Linked DNA regions of Homo sapiens: region 2 is linked to region 1. A link is a contact called in ENCODE Hi-C or POLR2A ChIA-PET data. All regions are on one chromosome and are shown on one strand. The core of a region is the stretch at or near the end of the contact, and the rest is flanking DNA. Distances in the headings are between cores, read along the strand shown. Region 1 holds the start of KDM8 (lysine demethylase 8). Region 2 has its middle 43 kb from the start of C16orf82.

Region 1 (2,750 bases), core at 187-2,686:
CTCCGCTTCCCAGGTTCAAGCAATTCTCCTGCCTCAGCCGCCCAAGCAGCTGTGATTACAGATGTGCACCACCACACTCAGCTAATTTTTTATTTTTAGTAGAGACGGGGTTGCGCCATGTTGGTCAGGCTGGTCTTGTGAACTCCTGACCTGAAGTGATCGGCCTGTCTCGGCCTCCCAAAGGGCTGGGATTACAGGTGTGAGGCACCGCGCCCAGCCTTAAATTATTTTTAAACATCAACTCCTCTAAAGCACCTCCCTGAGTATTCTTTAAGGTGGCTGGGTGGAATGGCCTCTCCGAGAGCCTCACTGTGATTTGCAGAGGGTCTCAGGGTGGGCACTCTGCAAGCACCATGCTGGTCATGAGAAAGCCTCCCAAAAGGGGCTTCCAGGACAGATCAGCCTACACCTAGCTTTCTGGGAACAGGCGGTCCAGTTCTCTAATCTCCTCAATGTTATTATGGCAGTATTCCACAAAAATTGTGCAAAAACAAGAGCTTCGTAAAACTTCCCAGGAAAGTTTGGAACATTTTCCAGAAAGCTTTAATTCATGGCACAGGGATCCCTTTGGCTCTCTAAGGGGCACACAGTCTTGTGTTTGGGTCGTCCGTGTGGCCCCAACGCCTGCGCACCTCCTGTCCCCGGGCTTGCTCCCGAGTCCTCCTGAGCACGGCGATTCCTACCGTTGCCGGGAAACGCACCGATGCCCATCGTTAAGTCCTACCGAGCTACAAGCACCTTTCCTTAGGGCAGTCACACACCCAGGCCCCAGAGGGTCCCCCGTACCCCGCACTGGCCTTGAGCCCCGAGGCCTCAGACCCCCTTCCCTCCTCAGCGCCTTCCCCGGGGCTGCATTTCTCGCGGCTCATATTTGGGACCTGACGGCGGAATCGTTTCCAGCCTGCCTTGCGGCCCAGGGGCAGCGGCTGGTTGCCTAAAAGCAGCGGACACACATATAGCAGAGTATAAAACCCGCGCAGGCGCACTAGGCCTACACCAACGCGACGCCAAGAACCGCTAAAGCGCACAGCAGCCCGCCGTAAGGGCCTGCCCTCACGCATGCGCAAAACCACTGCCAAGAGACGAGCATACGCACGCGCGGAACCTTTCCCTTTATCCTCCCGCAGGGCAGGCCGGCGACGAGCTAAATTGCATTCTCAGAGCGCATGCGGCAACTCGAGCCACCCTCGGGGTTTTCCAAGGCGCACGCGCGAGGCCGGGCTTGGCTGCTTCACATGACGCCTGCGCGGTCTATGCCTCTGAACCCGGCCTCTCCACTTCTGAGGAACTGGAGCTGACTCCGCTCTCGAGTTGCTCAGACTAACCTCTCTTCAGCTGGGACGGTGTCGAGTCGCCTTTGGGCTGGCGAAGACTCGTTGCGTTTGGTCCGACCACTCGGCTGTGTCCCCTGAGGAGCCAGAGGCTAGCATAGGAGTATCGATCGCTCACCGCTCGTCTGATCACGACGCAGTGCCTGGAGGAGCGCCGAGTGATCGATGCCGTGGCCCCGCCCCACTGCTGTTTAAAAGGCCGGGGGATGGAGAAGACAGAAAGGCTTGGCTGTATCCTCTGGGTCCTTCCACGCTAGTGATACCGCTTTTTCCTCTGCACAGATAACAACTTCGTACAAGGCTGTTTGCATCCACCATTTAATCTCTGCAGCTAGGATTATTAGTTCTCCCTATTTTACAGAGAGCGAAACTGAGGCTCAGTGATTAAAGTGGCCACATACTTGTACTTTTGGAAAGTCAGATCCACAATTACCCACGAGCAAGTGCTGCATCCACAGTCTGTTCGAGTGAGAAGGCAAGTGGCCAGGGGACACACTCCTGCCACCTTTGCTTTGATGCCGAGTGGTGCGTGGTCACTGGGACTTTTGTGTTTTGAGCACACACTCCTGTGGACTCCAAGTATGCACGCCTTTTGCAGCATTGCACAGAGGCATGGAAAGTTATGTTCGTACTGAGCTTGGGGTCTGAGTAGGAAACAGGCTTGCTCAGGATCAGTTCATAGATTAGTGGATTCTAGGTACGGTGCTAAAATACTTTAAAAATATGAGGATCGTAGCTATTGTAATGATCATGCTCATCCCCATTTTAGGGAGTGTATTAGTCCGCTTTCATGCTGCTGATAAAGACATACCCGAGACTGGGCAATTTACAAACAAAAAGGTTTAATGGATTCACAGTTCCACATGGCTGGGGAGGCCTCAAAATCATGGTGGAAGGTGAAAGGCACGTTTTACATGGTGGAAGACGAGATAATGAGAACCAAGTGAAAAGGGAAACCGCTTATAAAACCATCAGATCTCATGAGTCATATTCACTACCAGGAGAACAGTATGAGGGGAACCTCCCCTATCATTCAGTTATCTCCTACTGGGCCCTTCCGCAACACGGAATTATGGGAGCTACAATTCAAGATGAGATTTGGGTGGGGACACAGCCAAACCATATCAGGGAGGGAGCAAGTAAAGCACAGAAAGATCTCCTAACCCACCAGGCTCACTGGGATGCTGGTGTTTGAACTCAGCAGCCACAGGTTTAGAATCCTCATGGTTATGTGCTACACTAAGTTTCCACCCTTGAGTAGTGACAATGTTGAATTTTCCCTGAGTCTTGTGTCCCCGGAAAAAAGTAAAAAGGAATTGCTCTCACCCTTTTGTGTTGTGGAAAAAAGTTTACTGCAAAGAATCACCCCCCACCCCCACAAGAGAATTTAGATAAGACTCCAAGACACCACCCCCATTG
Region 2 (2,750 bases), core at 131-2,630, 94 kb after region 1:
AGTGTATCACCTTGTTGTATTTATTTCTTAGTACTTATTAATATTCAGATCATCGTGTGCATTTGTTGGTTGACTTTTGTATCGCCTGTCTTCAGCACTAAGTACCATATTTACCACGATCTCCTCACTGTCTAACATAGCTCCTGGCATCCAGCAGACACTCCGTAAATATTAATTGAATGTACCAGTGAGTTGTTGGGTGAAATGAAGCCCCACAAGTCAGCACTGTCCCTCCTGACATGGAGGAGAGAGGCAGGAGATAGGTGGCAGGGACTGTGTGGGCTCTGCCTCTGAGCCTCCCCGACCCCCTCCCTCGCCCCCTCCCTGTCTTTCCTGACCCCCTCCCTGAGCTCCCTGCCCACAGCTGAGGTCACCAGGGATGCTGGCAGGGACTGCAGCCTCTGGCCACTTTGGAGGTTGGCTCCCCACACACCCCCGGGTCTGGCAGCTGTTTGAGGTCAGCTCCCGGAGCTCATGGGAGTTTCCTGATGTAAGGCTGGTCTGGAGGGTCTGGGCAGCAGACTGTAGGCAGGTGGCGTTGAGCAAACCTCTGGAGCTCCCAGCATCTTTTCTTGTAGGATGGGAAGATCCTAGCATCCACTTTGAGCTGTATGGTGGAGTCCCGAGCCTGAGGGCTCAGGATGGGCCTTGGTGCCTTCAAACCGGGGCACTGCCACTTCCTAGCTGTGCGCGCTTGATTTCTCTGGGCCCAGCTGCAAAGTGGGGATAAATAGTACGACCTCATGGCTCCGGCTGGATTAGAGGAGTCCGCCTAGGAGAAGTGGCGGCCAAGAGCAAGCCCCTAGGCAGGATCAGCCGCGCCCTTTCGAGGGTCCAGGCCTGGTCCCAGAGATCCCAAGGGCCAGGGCCACGCCTGGGGTCCCCCTGCTCCCTGGGACCCTCTCGGAGCAGCTCCTTCTCCACTTCCCAGGCTCTATCCGTGGCCGCTGGGCTGCAGCAAAGAGCTTCTCTGAGTGCTTCGAACGTGCCTCTTAAAAAAAAAAAAAAAAAAAAAAAAAAAGGAAAGCCCTTTCTTGGAGAGTTGCCCACGGCAGACACAATTTAAATTAACTTAAACTATTTCCTTCCCCTCCCCCACCTCGTTATCCTTTTTCAGAGAGTAGGGAAGAGAAAACGTTTTCGGGAGAAAGCTACGGGAGGAGCTCCTCTCTCTCTCTTCCGTCCAGCGGATGCCGGGGCTGCAGAGGCCAAAGTTTGCAGCGGGCGCGGCGGGGCGGGAGCGGGGAGCGGCGGGTGGGGCGGCTGCTAAGGGAACGCGCGGGCGGCTCCCGGAGCCCGGGGAAGGAGGGGCGGCCGCCCCCGGTCCCGCCGCCGCCTCTGCAGTGCCGCGCATCGCCGCTGGGGGGCAGCAGGGCCCCGCGGAGGCCAAGTCCCGTCGGAGACCGCACAGCTCCTGGTCTCGTACCCCAGACCCGCCTTCCCTGACCTCCGCCCTGGCTGCTCACGGGACCCCGGGGACCAGAGGTCGCCGAGGCAGCAGCCCGCTCTCCTTGCTCCTCCCCTCTTTCATCTATCCCTAATTCATTAATTCATCCGTCCTTTCCGCCTTCGTTTCTCCAACCCCCACATATCACTTTTTCTCCCTTCTCCTCCTTTCCCTATCTTCTTTTCTTCCCTTCCTCCTCTTCATTCATTCATTCCTCCCTCGTATCCTTTCACCCACCCACCCACCACTCATCCATTCTTCCGTCCATCCACCCATCATCTATCTATCCCTCCAACTTCCCCTCCTTCCTTTCCTTCCTCCCTGCCTTCTTCCCTTTTCCCTCTTTCCCTTCCTTACTCTCTCTCCTTTCCTCCCTCCCTCCCTCCTTTCTTCCCTTCTTTCCCTTTCATTCTCCCTCTCTTTTCCTCCTTCCCTTCCTCCCTCTCTCTTTCCCTCCCTCCCCCTCCCTTCCTCCCTCCCTCCTGCCCTTTTTTCCTCCCTCCCTTCCTCCCTTCCTTCCCTCTTCTTTTCTTCCCCCACTCTTTCCTCCCTTCCTTTCCTCCATCCCTCTTTCCTCCCTTTCTCTTCCTTTCTTCTGGATTCTGGAGTCAGATTTAACTTCAGTCTCTGGGTACGTGGTTACCTGGCCTGCATGGCTGTTTCTGCACCTGGGAGGGGAGGACGCCTGGCCAGCCTCACAGAGCCGCGGGCAGGATCGAACCGGACAGTCGCAGAAGAGCCTTGCACAGGCTCCGCACCAGTGAGAGCCCAGGGCTGTGCCAGGAGGGGCACGTCCAGGCCCTTACTTCTCTAATCTGGCTGCGCCTTAGAATCACCCGGGAGCCTTTAAGACATACCGGTAACCAGAACTTCTGGTGGGTCCCAGACACTATTTTATTTTATTATTTTATATTTTATTTTATTTATTTTATTTTTGAGACAGAGTCTCCCTGTGTCGCCAGGATGGAGGGCAGTGGCTCCATCTTGGCTCACAGCAACCTCTACCTCCCGGGTTCAAGCAATTAATTCTCCTGCCTCAGCCTCCTGAGTAGCTGCCTGCCACCACCCCAGCTAATTTTCGCAGTTTTGTAGAGATGGGGGTTTCACCGTGTTGGCCAGGCTGGTCCCGAACTCCTGACCTCTAGTGATCCGCCTGCCTTGGCCTCCCAAAGTGCTGGGATTACAGGCCTGAGCCACTGCGCCTGGCGTTTGCTTTTTATTTTAATGGGCAGCCAGGGTGGAGAAATGATGCTCACGTTGTTTTTGATAGAGGCCAACTAGTGCCAGGTGAATGGGGGTATGG

The links. Hi-C counts contacts between places; a loop is a spot of excess contacts on that map. ChIA-PET counts read pairs that join two places held with the same protein, here RNA polymerase II (POLR2A). Pooled maps may share reads with other maps.
Region 2: a pooled map shows a loop between it and region 1 (8-fold over the local background). The contact joins the enhancer-like site here to the promoter of KDM8 in region 1. A Hi-C loop is called at or near these places in 1 of 37 single-sample maps with no recorded cell type and 6 of 50 pooled maps. POLR2A ChIA-PET finds 5 or more read pairs at or near these places in 7 of 52 experiments (A549, AG04450, CD4-positive, alpha-beta T cell and 4 more).

The regions. Positions count from the first base shown.
Region 1 is chr16:27,202,212-27,204,961 of GRCh38, reverse strand. KDM8 (lysine demethylase 8) reads right to left here and starts at 1,436. Exons shown (of 8, transcript NM_024773.3): 1 at 1,326-1,436. RefSeq lists an enhancer at 1,232-1,391.
Region 2 is chr16:27,108,446-27,111,195 of GRCh38, reverse strand. No RefSeq gene overlaps it. Among named protein-coding and RNA genes, the nearest start is that of C16orf82, 43 kb to the right of the region's middle. RefSeq lists enhancers at 106-652, 653-1,201 and a silencer at 1,240-1,439. Within about 2 kb of position 1,380, at least 10 of the 41 ENCODE cell types and tissues checked have a DNase peak (open chromatin) inside an H3K27ac peak, as active enhancers do.